Linked DNA regions of Homo sapiens: region 2 is linked to region 1. Evidence: chromatin loops called from intact Hi-C (ENCODE). Cell type or tissue: K562. All regions are shown on one strand. Each heading gives the region's core, and the rest is flanking DNA. Links, peaks and the distances in the headings are about the cores only. Region 1 overlaps ASTN2 (astrotactin 2). Region 2 overlaps PAPPA (pappalysin 1).

The links. Peaks named below come from ENCODE experiments on the same cell type or tissue, not always from the same donor. Only the 100,000 strongest peaks of a DNase experiment are listed, where the experiment ranks them.
Region 2: a loop joins it to region 1, with 3 times the contacts of the local background. A loop is called at or near these places in 3 of 110 quality-filtered maps.

Annotation. Positions count from the first base shown.
Region 1 is chr9:116,459,640-116,471,086 of GRCh38, forward strand. All of the region lies in intron 20 of ASTN2 (astrotactin 2), which reads right to left. Among named protein-coding and RNA genes, the nearest start is that of ASTN2-AS1, 39 kb to the right of the region's middle. RefSeq lists enhancers at 5,583-5,727, 11,186-11,447 and a cis regulatory region at 5,647-5,664. In K562, for the core only: no CTCF peak of the experiment used is centred there; DNase peaks (open chromatin) are centred at 5,672, 6,163 and 6,732; H3K4me3 peaks cover 157 bases.
Region 2 is chr9:116,388,489-116,393,488 of GRCh38, forward strand. All of the region lies in intron 21 of PAPPA (pappalysin 1), which reads left to right. Among named protein-coding and RNA genes, the nearest start is that of PAPPA-AS1, 9.6 kb to the right of the region's middle. RefSeq lists a silencer at 2,501-2,600. In K562, for the core only: no CTCF peak of the experiment used is centred there; no DNase peak of the experiment used is centred there.

The DNA of each region.
Region 1 (11,447 bases), core at 2,926-7,925:
GCACATGAAAATATGCTTGACATCATGTTATTAGGAGAATGCAAATAAAAACCACAATGAGACACCACTTCATACCCACTAAAATAGCGATAGTCAAAAAGACACAAAATAGCAAGTGTTAGCAAGGATATGGAGAAATTGAAATCCTCATATATTGGTGGTGGAAATGCAGAACGGTGCAGCCATATTGGAAAACAGTTTGGTAGTTCCTCTCAAAGTTACACACAGAGTTATCATATGACCCAGCAATTCCATTCCAAGCTATCTAACCAAGAGAACTGAAAACGTATCTCCACAGAAAGACTTGCATAAAAATTTTCATAGCAACATTATTCACAACAGCCAAAAAGTGAAAAATGACCCAATATCCATCAACTGATGAATGAATAAACGAAAGGTGGTATATCTAAATAACTGAATATTACTTGCCATAAAAAGGAATGAAGTCCTTATTCAAGCTACAATATTCACTGAGCCTTGAAAACATGCTAAGTGAAAGAATCCAGACACAAAGGACATATATTGCATGATTCCACTTATATGAAATGTCCACAATAGGCAAATTCCTAGAGATAAAAAGTAGATTAGTGGTTGCCAGGGGTTGGGAGGAAGGGGCAATGGAAATGACTGTTAATGGGTTACAGAGTTTCTTTTTCGGGTGATGAAAATGTTCTGGAATTACTTGTGATGGTTGTGCAACTTTGTTAATATCTATAACATAAAATCCACTGAATTGTAGCCTTAAAAAGGTGAATTTCATGGTATGTGAATTATATGTCAAACAAACAGAAAAACCAAAACCAGTGGAGTCAGGAGGATCCTGCCTCGTTAATGATGGCATGGTTCTCCTTTATCTTTAGCTTTTTTATTTTTGAGTTTGAGCAACATCTCCCACCCCAACCCTTTGCGCGTATTTCCTCATTTAAGTAGAAAGTGTTACTTATAGAGGAAATATGGAACCTTCAGTGAAATCTTAAGTGAATAGCTATGGCTTTTTAAAATTTGTAAATGTAGGATCCGAGGATTGCAAAGGAACTATATGGTGCAGAGTTTAGGGTCATGGATGTATAAGCGGGGAAAGTTCTTTGTTTAAAGATGGTCTCTGCTGCTTGCAGGCTTGTGACACTGGGTGAGTACTTGGTCTCCTCCAGCCTTAGTTTCTTTGTCAGTAAAATAAACAGAGTTCCATCTGCCACACTGGGCTGTTAGGAGGATTCTGTAGCGTAGATAAGATGCCCTTAGCCCATTTCTTAACAAATGGTAACAGCACAATACATAGTTATTATAGAACAACCATTCTTAATGATCCTCATCAGCATTTCCTATTTTTTGGCTAAACAGAAATAATTGTATTCAATCTAGTGGGGGAATTCACCTTGAACCTCTGGCATGTTCCCAATAATGTGCACATCCTCCTCTCTCTGCCTGGAATAATTTCTCCCCAGTTCCTTCCCTCACCTCCTTTTCCATGAAGTTCCCTTTTTAAATTTTGACCATACCCCAAATGGTACATTTCAAATACAATTTACCCAGCTTTATTTTTCCTTCACAAGATTTATAATCTTCTAATATATTATATAATTTACTTATTTATTATATTTATTGATTTTATTTTCCACTCCCACTTGAATACAAAATTCATGAGAACAGGATTTAGTCTGTTTTATTCACTAATATATCCCCAGTGCCAAAAATTGTGCCAGACCACATAGTAGGACCTCAAAAACTGTTCTTTGAATATATGTGTGTGTAAAATACACATATTTATATACATGTATACGCATATATATATGTACACATATATAGGTGTATACTTGTTTATATGTACACACATGCACACACACATATAAAAATCTGTGCACCTAGATTGTGGTCTCTCCTACATAAAAGCTATCCATGGCATCTCACTCCTAGAATATTATTTCTTCCCTCTTCATCTGGGACCATGTGATTTTTTTCCATCCAGTGAACTGTGGGTTAAGATTTCGTATGCCTTCTCCAGCCTTCTCTTCCCATCTCATAGGCCAATGTATTCCAGAAGGTATATTCATGATTCAATAGAGGGCCTCCATCAGTGTGGATCCCTGAGTGACTGTTGGAATAGAGCTTCCTGCCAACCTGTAGTAGGTATGTCCAGTGAGTGACGATTAATGCTTTGTTATGTTATGCACTAAAGTTTTTGTGTTAACTCAGCATAGCTTAGCCTATCCTGACTTACGCATGCCTCATTCACAGATGGACGACAACAGTGAGAAACCCATTCTAGAACTATTGATCACACAACCATGTATTTTGCACATATTTTAGGTCAGGCATCTTGCAAGGAGCTTTAAATGAATTGCCTCTGATCCTCATGTTGGCCTGTTAAATAATGGTTATTATCACCATTTTATAATTGAAGAAACTAAAGCTCTGGTTTGGCATGATTTGCCCAAGCTCATCCAACCGGTAATTGGCAAGCCAGGGTTTAAACCCAAGCCTGATTCTAAAGACCACTCTCTTTCTGCTACAATTTGAGCCCCCATGGGACATTTTTAAAATGTCCTCATATGTAAAACCTTTGAACTGATGAAGCACATATAATGTGCTAGGAGGCTATCTAACTTCACCACAATCCCATGAAGTAGGTTTTATCATTGTCTTCCTTTTACACAGGAAGAAATGGGAGCACAGTGAGCTTCAGCAACTTGCCCAGTATGTCCTGGCTAGGATATACAGAGCAATGATTCAAACCCAAACAGCTTGGCTTCAGAGCCAGGGCTCTTAACCTTCTGCCATGCTACATCTCAATTCTTTGGGAATCCCTGTCTTAATCCATGCCATGCAATAATAATCCTGTATTCTTCTTGAAAAGTACAGAGAAAGGAGAATTTCTTGCCTTACAAGGGGCAGGTGTAGAAAAATCACCAGGATTATACTGTGGAATAAAGAATGTCTGAAATGAAAGTTCAATGCTTTACTCTAAACTCACTGTTGACTCCCTGACTCTTCAAGCCGATAAGCTCAAAGAGGTCAGTAGGTTTGGTGATAATATAGGAACGATGGGATAATATTCTTTTCCTTGGGTTAAGGGAAGTTCTAGCTTTTTACCTCAACAGGCCTTCTTATCCTCCTAGGATTGCTCTTTAAGGGTAAGTGTTGGGTGAGCATGTGTGTGTGTGTGTGTGTGTGTGTGTGTGTGTGTGTGTGTGTCTGCCCATATATACAATTTGCATATGGCAATCTGAAGTAAATTTCTAACTAATATTACCTGCTAGTCACTGGATATCTCCTTTGGATGTCCAAAGACATCTTAATCTCCTGCCTTCACACTCCTCACATCCCCCAAAACTGTTCTTCCTGTCATCCTCCCCATCATGGTGAATGGCAGCAGCATCCATTTAGTCACTCAGTCATGCCCTGGGTATCATCCCCAACCCTTCCCTCTGTCTCACTCCCATATTCAATCAGTTTCCAAGTTCTATTAAGTCTATACTTCAACAATTTCTCAAATGTACCCGCCTTTTTCTCCATTGCAACTGCTCTAGTTCAGGCTGCAACCATTTCTCACCCGGCCAATTAGAACCATCTCCCAACCAGTCTCTCAGGCTTCTCCCTTACATCCCACACCACCCTAATCTGTTCATCACACTTCTCCAAGGGTCTTTTTCTGAAATGGTTATCCAGTGCTGTCCTACCTCAAAGCTCTTCGATCTCTCCCCACCATCCATAACATAAAAACTATTCTCCCTAAGCTGGTTCACAAAGGGATTTGACATCAGGACTTTATCTCCTAACTCCTGCCATCCTCCTCTCAACTTCTCAGCCTTCATTATATGCTTCAGCAATACCAAACAACATATTGTTTCTCAAGCATGCCATTGTCCCTCAGCCTATGGGCTTTTGCTGTGTCCCTGCTGAATGTTCTCTCTGCCTATAATGCCTGTCACCTCTCTGGGGCACTTCCATTCCTTCACATGTCCCTCCCTCTGGGAAGCCTTCTCTGACAGTTGAATTAAACTAATGTAAGGGGTATAGTTTTAGTATGGAAAAGAAGACAGCTCCCTCTCCTGTGCTTTTCTTAGTGTCTTGCAAATAACTTCATTATAGTTACATTGTGTTTCCTACTCTATCTTCTCCACTACGCTGTGAGCTCCTGAAAGGCCAGGGCTGCATGTTATCTGTCTGTTTGTTTTCTTGAGACAGGGCCTCAGGGTCTTGCAATCCTGCTACCTCAACCCTTGAGTAGCTGGGATCACAGGTGCATGCCACCATGAACAGAGTTTTGTGTTTTTTTTTTTTTTTTTTTGAGAGAGACAGGGTTTCATTATGTTGTCCAGGCTGGCCTTGAACTCCTAGTCTCAAGTGATCTTCCCACCTCGGCCTCCCAAAGTGCTGAGATTAAAGGTGCCAGCCACCATTCTCAGCCATTTCTGTCTCTATATAGCCAGAATCTGACACATAGCAGAGGAGTATTAAAGATATGTTGAATAAGTAAACAAATTAATGGTTGAATGTATATTTGTCAGTGTGTGGACATTATGACAAATGTCATAATGTATAGCTATATAAACAAATATATATATATATCTGTATGTCTGAGGCTGTGTATCCCTAAGCCTGGTAATAATATGGGAGGATGGGTAAGTGTGGCACCCATGTATGTGAAGTGGCAATGCAGCACAGAGTTATGCACTTGGTTTTCTAAGTCATATAGATTTTTGTGAGGATTATTTGTTTGCTATTCACTAATTGTGATTTGAACACAATAGCATCATCTCTCTAGGACTCACTTCCATCAATGGTAATGCATAGATATTGATGTTACTAGTGTCCTGGAATCATTGTAAAATACTAGTAAAGGCTTAGCAGAGTGACTGGCCCACAGCATTCAATATGTTGGTTATAATTATCTTCCTTGAGAGCAGTTATGTGGTCCATTCATGTATGGATGTTTGTGCTGAAGCATATCCCTGAGTATTGAGTATTCATGTAGCTGTGTGCATGTTGCATATATGGGAGTGGGGGTAGAATATGAGAAACTGCATGACTAACATATTGAGTTCTGTGTGCCAGTTGAGTCTCCAGAGAGCCTTTGTACTGGGCAATTTTGTTTCTGTTTTTTGTTTGTTTCCCATCTCTTACTGCTTTGAAGCTTGCTCTCTGGGACACACTGCTGGGGTCTCTACTTGCCTATAGGGATCAACTTACCATTTCTTCCCATCAACCACTCACTGATAAGTAAGTGTGAGGCACAATGGGTGCGATATGCCTGATGTCTATTTTCCTAAGAAACTTGCAAAGAAGGTGCCTCTTCAACCCAACTGTTGCAGACTATATGAAGAGGCTCAGAGCAGGTCACTGCAGGTCTTTCCCTGTAGTCGTTATGGAGGGAATGACCTAGATATGGACCCGGCTCTGTGCTTCTGCCTAATGTTAATAGGGAGGATGTCACATTTGAGCATACCCTTAGCACACCTGCCTGAGATGTGGCAGAGCACAAGTTTAAAATCCAAGTCTGTCTGCCTCCACCACGAAGGCTGCATACTCTCTATCATGCTGTCCCTTTTCACTACAGCCAGCAGGTTTGATTGTTGCTTTGAACTCAGGCGACCCTGTGCAGCCTTTGTCTAATATCTCAGAGCCCCAGCCACCAACCGGCTCCCTTTGCCCCATGAAGATAAGCCTTTCTGGTCGACTGGACACATCAGCCTTAGAAACCTTGAGTTACCAGAATGGGAGCAACTGGCTGGCTGGGTACGGTTGGGGCATCCGGCCCTGATAAGACCTCGCCACGGCTGGACAAGCTCTCAGAGACGTAAGGCTTTGCGTAAGCACAAGATTAGAAGAACACATTATTAAAATATTTATTTTCTTACAGGTATTGATTGACATAAAAGGGGGGAAGAGTTCCCAGGAGAGAGATAACATCCAGTGGTACTTTTTGTGACTTGGTTTTGAACATATCGTTATACAGAAATTAAATTACTATTAATAATAAATAATAACAATACAAGCTGCAAGTTGTCAGCTGGAAGCAGCTGCAGTTTCCATTTGCTTACATATGAAACTAAGGATCATGGCGCAAATTTAAAAGTAAGCAAGCAAACAAACACAAACCCACTTTGCTCTGCGGATTAGACTAATGCAGATTCAGGAGAGTGGCTGTGTTTTAGGCGAGATGGGAGGGGCAGAATGGGGCTGAGAAGGCTACTTGATGAGTAGTCTTCAAGTGTGTCTTTAATTTCCTTTAGGAGAAAATAAAGAGCTCTGAAGCAAATGTGACAGTACTGACATGCAGTAATCCTGAATAATGACACGTGGTGGCTTATTGTACTTTCTCCATACTTTATTTTATTTCAGTATTCATGATTAAAACAAATGAACACATCCCTGACACCTATCAATTTATACTTTGCAAAGCGTATTGCACAAATAACCTTGAAAGCAAGACAAAGCAGGGTTTATTGCCCACATTTTACATTCAGTGAACTTGCTGTTTGCGGGGAGGGTGGGAAGCGGGCTTTTGAATCAAGGACGCATAGTGGAAGAGTGATAGAGCTGGTACTTAATCAACTGCTGGTCCAGGGCTCCTTATGCTGCATTCACCTTGACTTTGAAGACAAAACTGTTCCCCCTCTTGCAGAAAAATCTCTGTGAGGTTTGCATTGGTCCAAGGACTAAGACAGCATTAAGGCACTTCAGATCTCTAGCTTCTTGGCCAGTCCAGCCACCTTCTCTTATCTCTGCTCTGCAACAATGAGTCTTGACGTCATTGGCTCAGCAAACGTTTCTCAAAGGCTAGATATGAGGCTGGAACTTCTAGGCAGTTCCTTACAGCAGCCTGCTTCACAATTCCTACCAGCCCATTCTCTCTGTGACCTTCCTCACCTATTCTCTTTTCATAAATTTGGTTGCTGCCTCCAAGTAGGGTTTTCTACCTTCCCACACCTTCCTCAGACAGAACATCCAGTGTAAGATGAGGCAATGCAGGGCAGAAGTTCAGGTCCAGAGTTTTGGCATCAGAATGACCTAGATATGGACCCGGCTTTGTGCTTCTGCCCAGTGTTAATAGGGAGGATGTCACATTTGAGCATACCCTTAGAGAATAAATATGTGTTAGGTAAATAAAGGCAGGAGGAGGTCATGCCTGGTGCTAAAAACTTCCTTGTTCTCCCAAGCTTTTTTTTCTCCATAACCCATGATTTGTGGGGCTTCTGTTTTCTCATCTGTAGAATGGGGATAATAAGACTCTGAGAATAACATTTTTTGCTATCAGTTTTGTTTGTTTTCCTTACCCAGACATTGTTACGCCTTCTTTTGGAAGCATGGTACCTATAGCCACTGACGAACTATTTCTGCAGTTCTCAATGTGGTTTGGGTGGGACTGTTCCTCTCATGTTCCTGCCTCTCACCAGAGGAGTGGTGACATCAGCCAAGCAAGGCAGCAAGAGTCCCTTCTTGAGGATTGATAGGGGTGCTGGAAAAGGGGTTTGGTGTGTTTCTTTCTTTCTGAGATTAAAAGCATGAAGGACTATCAAAGTCTACAGTTGCTAGGTTCCATCTTCATACCCCTCATAAGGAAAACTCACTTTAGAATGCAGCCAGCACACAGCAAACTTGAGGAAAGAGATAGAGAGAGAGAGAGTCCTTTTTTTTCTTCTTTTGAGACAGAGTCTCGCTCTGTCACCAGGCTGGAGTGCAGTGGTGCGATCTTGGCTCACTGCAACCTCCCCCTCCCGGGTTCAAGCAATTCTCCTGCTTCAGCCTCCCAAGTAGCTGGGACTACAGGCGCACGCCACCACTTCCAGCTAATTTTTGTATTTTTAATAGAGACAAGGTTTCACCATGTTGGCCAGGATGGTCTCAATCTCTTGACCTCGTGATCCGCCTGCCTCAGCCTCCCAAAGTGCTCGGATTACAGGCGTAAGCCACTGCACCCGGCCGAGACAGAATCTTACGACGTCATTTGAACTCCTGGATTCAGCTGGGGCTGAAGTCAGCACACTGTTAGACTTCCCAGTTATATAAGCAGATACATTCTATTTTCCTTAACAACTTTCATTTGAGTTTCTGTCCGTTGCCTCCAAGAGTCTAAACTCATGTAAATATCCTTTATAAAGTTGTTGTGATGATTAAACAAGATAATGTTTTTAAATCACACATTAAACTTAATATCTGGCACATTTCTAAATATTCAAGAAATGGTAGGGTAGGTAGTTGTTATCATTAGCAGGACTGTAGTGAACTCTTTTCCCAGAATGAAGTTTGCTCCTACGATTGGCTCTGCAGCTCAGCCTAGTGATGAGCAAACAAAACCTCTGTCACTGCCTGGCCACACAACGTTGGCTAGGTCTCTTTCTACCTGGTGCAGAACCAAATTTCCAGGCTCTGGGAAAGACCCATACCTGTTCAGAAAGGACTAGCTTCTCATTCCTCTGAGTGTCAGTACTGAGGACATGAAGCCGTGAATGACACTATCATTATCAATACTTTACTTGCTGTTATCCCCACTGGAATGTGAGGTTTCTGGGGAAAGAAACCACAACTCATTCTTCTTTCAACCCTGCTAGCCTCTCATATACTAGTGGCACTCCCAAAGGCTTTCTTTCCTTTTTCAGAAAGAGATGAGAGCTAATTACCTATAAAAATTAGTAAGGAAGAAATGGGGACTTTTGCCAACTCAAATAGGCTTACTTATTGTTTATCCTCCACAGGACAGTTATAGTACATAGGACGTGTTAGGAGAAAGTTTCCTGGTTGTCACCAGTACTACTCTACCTTGGGCCCACCTAAGAGGCAAGGAATTGGAGTAGAGTTCTTACCAACCAGCATCAGGAAGGATGCTCATGTACACAGAGGAATTGTCTGTGGCTCATCTCTCACCCTCTGTTAATCTGACACTGAAGATTTTAATCTCCCTTCTTTCTTCCAACTCTTGCCTACACTAGCCCTCACTGGCTCTCATCCAGGCTTTGGGAACAGCTTCCCAAATTACTTCCTATAGTTTTGTCACACCTCTAATCTGTTGCTAGTGTATTAGCCAGAGTGATCTTCCTAAAGAGCAAATCTGACAATGTCAACTGAGCAGCCGGCTCATGACCCTTAATAGCTCTCTTTACTTTCAAGATAAAGTCCACACTCCTTAGGTTGGCAAAATAGTCCCTTATGATTTGAGCTCTACCAACTTCTTTCATCATCCGAATTTGTTCCTTTGCACCATAATAACTTGAGTAGGGGTTGCAAATGTGCCATGTTGCCTTGCTTCTCAGTAACTTTGCACATATGACCTCCTCTTCTTGGAAAATCATGTTTCCTTTTCTTGGTATCTGCATCTTAGTAATTCTGATCATTCTTTAAAACTTAAATAAAATGTCATCCTTTCTAGGCAGCTTTCACTGGGCTGAAAGGCATTCTCTCGTCTGAACTCTCATATCATTGACCACATTTCATCGTGAGTTCCATGGAAGCAGAGACAATGTCTCGTTCATCTCTGGGTTCCAAGAATGTAGTGCTGAGTTGTACAGAGAAAAAGGTACTCAAAAACTAATAGAATAAACAAACGTTAAATGTTAATAGGGAGGGTGTCACATTTAAACATACCCTTAGAGAATAAATGTGTGTTGGATAAATAAAGGCAGAAGGAAGTCATCCTGGCTGCTAAAAACTTCCTTGCTCTCTCAAGTGGTTTTTTTTTTCCATAGTCCATGATCTATATGACGTCATAGAACCAGTTCACCAATTTCAATTGGCTTGTGGTATAGTGGTTTATGTATACAACTGGCTCCTCCCAGCAGAATAGAGAACTTTTTAGGGCAAACCCTGCCTCATTCCCCTGTGCCCCTTATAAAGCTCAGCAGGAGGGAATATAGTTCAGCGGGTCAGAGCCTGAGCTCTGAGGTCGGTCAGAAAAGACCTGCTTTCAAATGCTAGTTCTGCCACTTATTCCCTCAGTGACTTTGGCCAATTTATTGAACCTTCATGAGCCTTCATTTCTTCATCTCTAAAGTGAGAGGGGAAAAGTATCTGCCTAATAATTCTAGCTATGCTAAAATGTGATATTGCATATATTCACTTATGTATACAATACATACTTATTGAGTGTCTCTGTGTTTGTGCAATTGAGTGTACACAGATAAAACAAACACTATACCCCATAAACTGTCAAGTCTAACAGGGAACGTTAATACACACATAAATCTGTATTGTAATGTTTGATAATTGCAATAAAGAAAGGAGGTGAGGTACATAATTTAGATTATGGGTTCTGGGGATGCCATTCTGAGGATGTAGATTTAGGCTGAGGCTGGGCACGGTGGCTCACGTCTGTAATCACAGCACTTTAGGAGGCCGAGGTGGCAGGATCACCTGAGGTCAGGAGTTCGAGACCAGCCTGACCAACATGGCAAAACCCGCCTCTACTAAAAATACAAAAATTAGCTGGGCATGGTGGTGGGCACCTGTAATCCCAGCTACTCAGGAGGCTGAGCCAGGAGAATTGCTTGAACTGGGGAGGCAGAGGTTGCAGTGAGCCAAGATCACACCACTGCACTCCAGCCTGGGTGACAGAGCGAGACACCATATCAAAAATAAAAATAAAAAATAAAAAAAATAAAAAGATTTAGGCTGAACACTGAAGGATGAATAGTGTTAACCCAGGGAAAAGATTCGGCGTGTTCTGAGGCCCTGTGAAGGGGAAGAGCGCATGCTGTGGTGTGAGCTAGGCTCCTTAAATGCTAATGTGACTTCTGGGGATGCTGGATCAGTTAATAACTAGGAAGTTAGACTCTAGAGACAAACTGTCTGAGTTCACATCCTGGCTCTGCTACTGACTTGTGGCATGGCTTTTGGTAAATTTTTTTGACTTCTTTGGGCTTTGGTTTTCTCATCTGCAAAATAGTGATAATAAAAAAACACTGTCTCATTGAGAAGGGTGGATGGATTAACTTACAGAAATTATTTAGAATGGTGCCTGGTATATTGAAAGCACTCTTTATATAATAGCCATTCATATCATTGATTCTTTTATTTGCACTCCAAAGTATTTACATGAACACTCTTCACTGAAGAGAAGGCAAAAGTCCTACCTGAAGAAAGCATATTCATATTGTGGAGTGAAGATGAATAAGGGAAATTATGGGAAGTTAAATAAAGTCCAATAAAGCACCCAGAACTCATTTGTCCTCTCTGTAAATGGCATGATTCTTGCCTCTAAAAATGGCATATTTCATAATGCCAATGCTTTATGGTGGGTACTCTCCTTGGCCTGCCATTGGTTACCTACATTGGGACAAGGGTATTGAGATTCCTGGAAGAAAGTTATAACTCTAAGACGATGTATTGTTCAAAAATTAACAAGACTAAAGCAAAAACAAACAAATGAAAAATCTCTGGGGTTTCCTCTCCTTTTTCTTTTTTAAAATGATTTTTTAAATTGATTTAATATCTGTGTAGAAGCCAGCAAAATT
Region 2 (5,000 bases), core at 1-5,000, 74 kb before region 1:
GGTCATGTTTCAGATGGCTGCTAAGAGAGTGATTCTTATAGATGTCTGGGGAGTTGGGGTATAGTCCTGGTTCTGTGACTTATTAACTCTGTGACCTTGGGTAGGCCAGACTCACTTTGGGTTTTTATGTTTTGATATTTGAATTAGATTCCTGTCTAATAACTCAACATAACAAGGCTTTCTAAAAATGTGCCTAAGGACTCTTCACATGGCTTCCTGGATGAGTTGGTCATTGAGCAGGAAGTTGAAGGCTAGTTAAGACTGAGACCTACAGAGAATAAGAAGAGGTTAATCCCAGAAACACATCTCAGCACAGGATGGTGCACCCAATTCATGCAACTATGTGTAGGGCTGGCTGCAATATTTGCTAAATGACAGATTTACTAAATCTTAAACCCTACCTAAATGAGAACATGGTTTCTTAAGAAAAGACATTATACCCAACATGTAGCACATTGGTCATTGGTCTAAGAAGGCTAGTGATTCTATAAGATATGGAAAAATAATCAACATCATTACATGGAGAGCAACCTTCTTAGCAGAGTGGGTGATAACCTACATTGACAAAGGGCTGGATGTTGGGTAGCTGACTTGGGGATGTACATCAGTGTCTCTTCTTGACCTAGCAGCCAGAATAATCCTTTTTTTTTTTTTTTTTTTGGAAACAGAGTCTCACTCTTGTCACCCAGGCTGGAGTGCAGTGGCATAATCTTGGCTCACTGCAACCTCCGCCTCCCAGGTTCAAGCAATTCTCCTGCCTCAGCCTCCAGAGTAGCTGGGATTACAGGCACACACCACCACACCTGGCTAATTTTTGTATTTTTAGTAGAGACGGGGTTTCACCATATTGCTCAGGCTGGTCTTGAACTCCTGACCTCGCAGAATAGTCCTTTTAAATCCAGTCAGATCATATCACACCTCAATGCAAAGACATACAGTTCCTTCCCATTTTACTTGGAATGAAAAACCAAAGTTTTCCCAATGCCTACAAAGCTCTTGGGAAAATGTGGGTGCTTTGCCCACCCACATTGCTTCTCTGACTTTGCCCCCTTTCCACTGTCTATGCCTTTTCTTATTCACCTCTGGCATTCTGGACCCCTTGCTATCCTTAGTTCAGCTCAGGCATCCTTCTACTTTACAGCCTTTGTCACTGTGTCACTGGCAATTTCTTTGGCTAAGAACCCTCTTCTATTCATCCTCATGACTCACTCCTTCACCTCTTTCAAGTCTTTGCCCAAGTGCCATGTTCTCAATGACTCCAACCCTGACCACCCAACCCACATCACCCCTGGCACTCCCACACTCATTTGCTTTGCCTTCTGTTTTTTTTTTTCTTTCTTTCTTCCCTAATACTTATCACCCTGGCACACACTATAAAATATATTTATTATTTATGATCAGATGACCCCTACTCCTCTTGATGCTAGAATGCAGAATTAATGAGGATAAGAATGTGCTTCTTGTTTGTTTATTGATATATTCAAATTTCCAGTGTACCTCATTGTTTCCTGTCCAATAGTAGGTACTCAACACCCACAAATAAATACTTTTTGCATGAGTGAATTTAGGGTATTACCTGCTGTGTGACAGATACTGTACTAGGCCATGAGCAAGAACTTGGTCCCAGCTGAATGAATTCATGTCTTATGGATGAGTAGCCAGACATTTAGAGTATAGCAAGTACTCATGGAGACACAGCAAGTCAGGAGGTCAGCGAAGTTTCCCAGAGAAGGCAACACCAAAGGCAATAAATGAAAGGTCCAGAAGGTATTTCCCAGATGAAAGGAGTAAGGAAGGACCAGAGATAGGGGTGGGAGGGAAAAGGGTATCTTTGGCGAGAGGAACAGTCTGTGCAAAGGCCCAGACACCAGGGAAAGTGTTAAGGAAATTATAATTCCCTGAGTATGCCCAGAGCATGGTGCAAGGGGAAAAGGGATAAAAGATAAGCCTAGATGGATAAGCAAGGCTTTTATCACCCAAGCCAGGGAGATTGAACTTTATCCAGAGGCCAGTGGGGGGTATTCAGGAGGATTTGAAGCACTGAGCCAGTGTAGGGAATCCCAGAAGGCCTTTTGGAAGAGAGAGTAGATATGCTTAACTTGGAGGATTAGTAAGAGACAACAAGCAGATGGCTAAGCACACTAGACTAACTCTTCCATGTTCAAAAATTACTGGCTTCTGGAATGTTATTAAACCCTCTGCCTCCCCCTGCCCCCCGCTTTGGAATGTAGCCCTGACTTTTTCCTTATGGATGAAGTAGGCACTCATTTTAGCTTGGTCCTATGATGGAATCCAGCCCTTCTATCCCAAAAACTTATCAGCATCATTATCAATGTTATTACCACCACCATCATCATCATTACCTCACTGTCAAAACCATCACCACCATCACCACTAGCATCATCATTTATTGAGCCCATATTTTATGCCATGCATTATTCTAATGCTTTACTTGCATTTCATACTTTACCCAACATACTTCTGTGTGGTAGGACTGTTAGTACCTCCTTTTTACAGATAGAGAAACTGAAGCCCAGAAAAGGGAAGTAACTTGCCGGATAGCATACACGAAAGTCAGCAACAGGGCAAAGACTCAAACGTGTCTTTTTCTCCTCTAGGCCAGTGCTTTCCTCTAATTTACCCATATTTTTTCCACTTTATCCTCCATTTATCCACATGACCACTTTATCTTCATTTAAACAAGCTTCGTATACATTAACTGTTCCACGTTTTATGCCAGGTACTGTATCCATCCTACCTTTAAGAAACTTACAGGGGAATCCTCGTCCTTGGCATCATGCCTTTATCTACTTGGTACTCATGAAATCTTTCCATCAGCACTGTCAAGACCCTAAGACTCAACCAGGTGAAGTGACCTGCCAGTGATGTGGCCCCCCACAGCCAGCAGGAGACACAGTCAAAGCTCTCTGACCATCAGCACAACATGACTGTTGTCCCTCTCCAACCGGCACCCCCACCATGCTCTGCTAGTTACCTCCCTGTGGAGTCTGAGTCAGAATCCAGCCCCTGCATGTCTCTCAGCTCTGGACAGGATCTGCAGCCAGGGCCTTGTGGTATAGTTGCCTGAGCTGCATTCCTGAGCCACTCACACTCACAGATGGAGGTGTTAGCCTCAGCAGCTCACCCAGAGGGAGAACCCATGTGCCGGAGCACCATCTCTAGCCCCGAGTAAAAACAGGAGAGAATCCTGGCCCTTAATCATGGACCTGGCTTGCTAACACAATCCCAGAGTGGGTGGCCAAGCCATTTATGGGACAGCCTAGCCACATGGTGCTGAGAATCCCCAAATGTAAACTGGCCACCATGGTGTTCATGCTGTGGGTGGTAGGTTTTCTTGGGAGGCCGCCTGGGGGAGAAGGTGGGGAGCTGCTTGGGGAGTCAGGGAATCTGGCAGTTGGGCTCAGAGCTCTGATTTTATCAAGATGTGATTCTTCTCTCCATGCCTCAGTTTCTTCGTCTGTGAAGAGAGGACCCTGACTCCTGCTCTGCCGTCCTCCTGGGGCATGGTGCTGAGGAGTGCCAGGCCACCTGACAGCCCACTGATTCATCTCTTTGCATCTTAGTTTCTTTTAAGATGTAAAATGGGGATAGTAAGAATAGTTACCTCTTAGCATTGCTGGGCAGAGTGAGTAAGATAATGATGCACATTGAGTTTAGCTCAGTGCCAGGCACATAATAAGGATAAAGGTTATTGGTGATTAAAAAGACAAAGCAGCAGTCAGCCTTTTCAGGTTGTGAAGAAAATACCTTTTTTTTCCCCCTTCTTTTTACTCTCACTTGCTGAAAAGCTCTCAAGTGTTTGAAGTGGGGTTTGGAATCCTGCATCACCAACTCACTGACTGGTACTGAGGCCTGAGACAGGTTAGTTTTGCTTTAAACATTCTGAAGCCTCTATTTTCTCATCTGCAAGATGGGGAGCTAATAATGATAGTCTCCCAAGGTGGTGCAGAGTCAGAGAGCTAGCATATAGAAATCATCTGGCATGTGGAAGGCCCTTTGGAATCACTAGTGTGTGTACAATGGTATTCACCGCTTGAGCCTGCATGAACAGGTGTCCCCAAGTCCTTTCCAGGTTAGACCTAGCAATACCTGAAAATCTCCACCCTTTTCTTCTCAGCTTTATATCTGTGATAAGTGAGGAAGCTTGTAACAGAGGAGGCTCTGAACAGGCAGTTCACAAAGAGGCAAGAGGAGGGAAGAAAACACCATGTGTCTCCTCTACATTGGGCACTCTGAGAGCTGGACTGGACCTGACATGACTTCACTGACTCCTCACTAGAGCCCTTCGAGGTCTTGATAAAGACCCTTGTCTTACAGATGGGGAGGCTGAAGTCCACAAGATGCCAGGGACTTGCTGAAAGTCATACAGTTTCTGTATAAAGTCTACAACATATTACTTACAAGCATGTAGTGGAGACAAGGAGGCTCTGGATAGGCCTCCTGAGACCAACCCTCCTAGGCTTTGTCATATTCTGATTGAGTTTCCTCCAGTGTTTATTTCGGAAGTGCTGAAACTGCCCAGACTGGCCTGGGGAAGGAAGAAAAAGGTGACACCACCCCAGCATAGCCAGAGTGCCAAGACCGGCCTGAGAAGCTAACTGGTGGCAAGGCCTTACCAGCCAACAATTTTGGAGAAGCTGATTGAACTGGGGAGGACAGGAAGGGGAGCATTCAAGACAGGGTCTGTGAAGAAATTCTATGTTTCAAGTTCCTTTCTGGCCAGGTCTTTGCCTTCTACCTTTCTCAGACTGAGAAGGATTTTCAGCCAGATGAGAAGTTAGAAGCTATGAAAATCAACTCTTATTATAGGCAGGGAAACAAGCTCAGAGAAGGGAAGTAACTTGTCCAAAGTCACCCAGCAACTGACTGTAAAAGTGGAGGCTCCCTGACTTGTATTCTGCCTGCATATTCATGCATTCATTTGTTCATTCATTCATGGGTCATTGAATGCATAAAGACTGAGTTCAATAACAGTCATG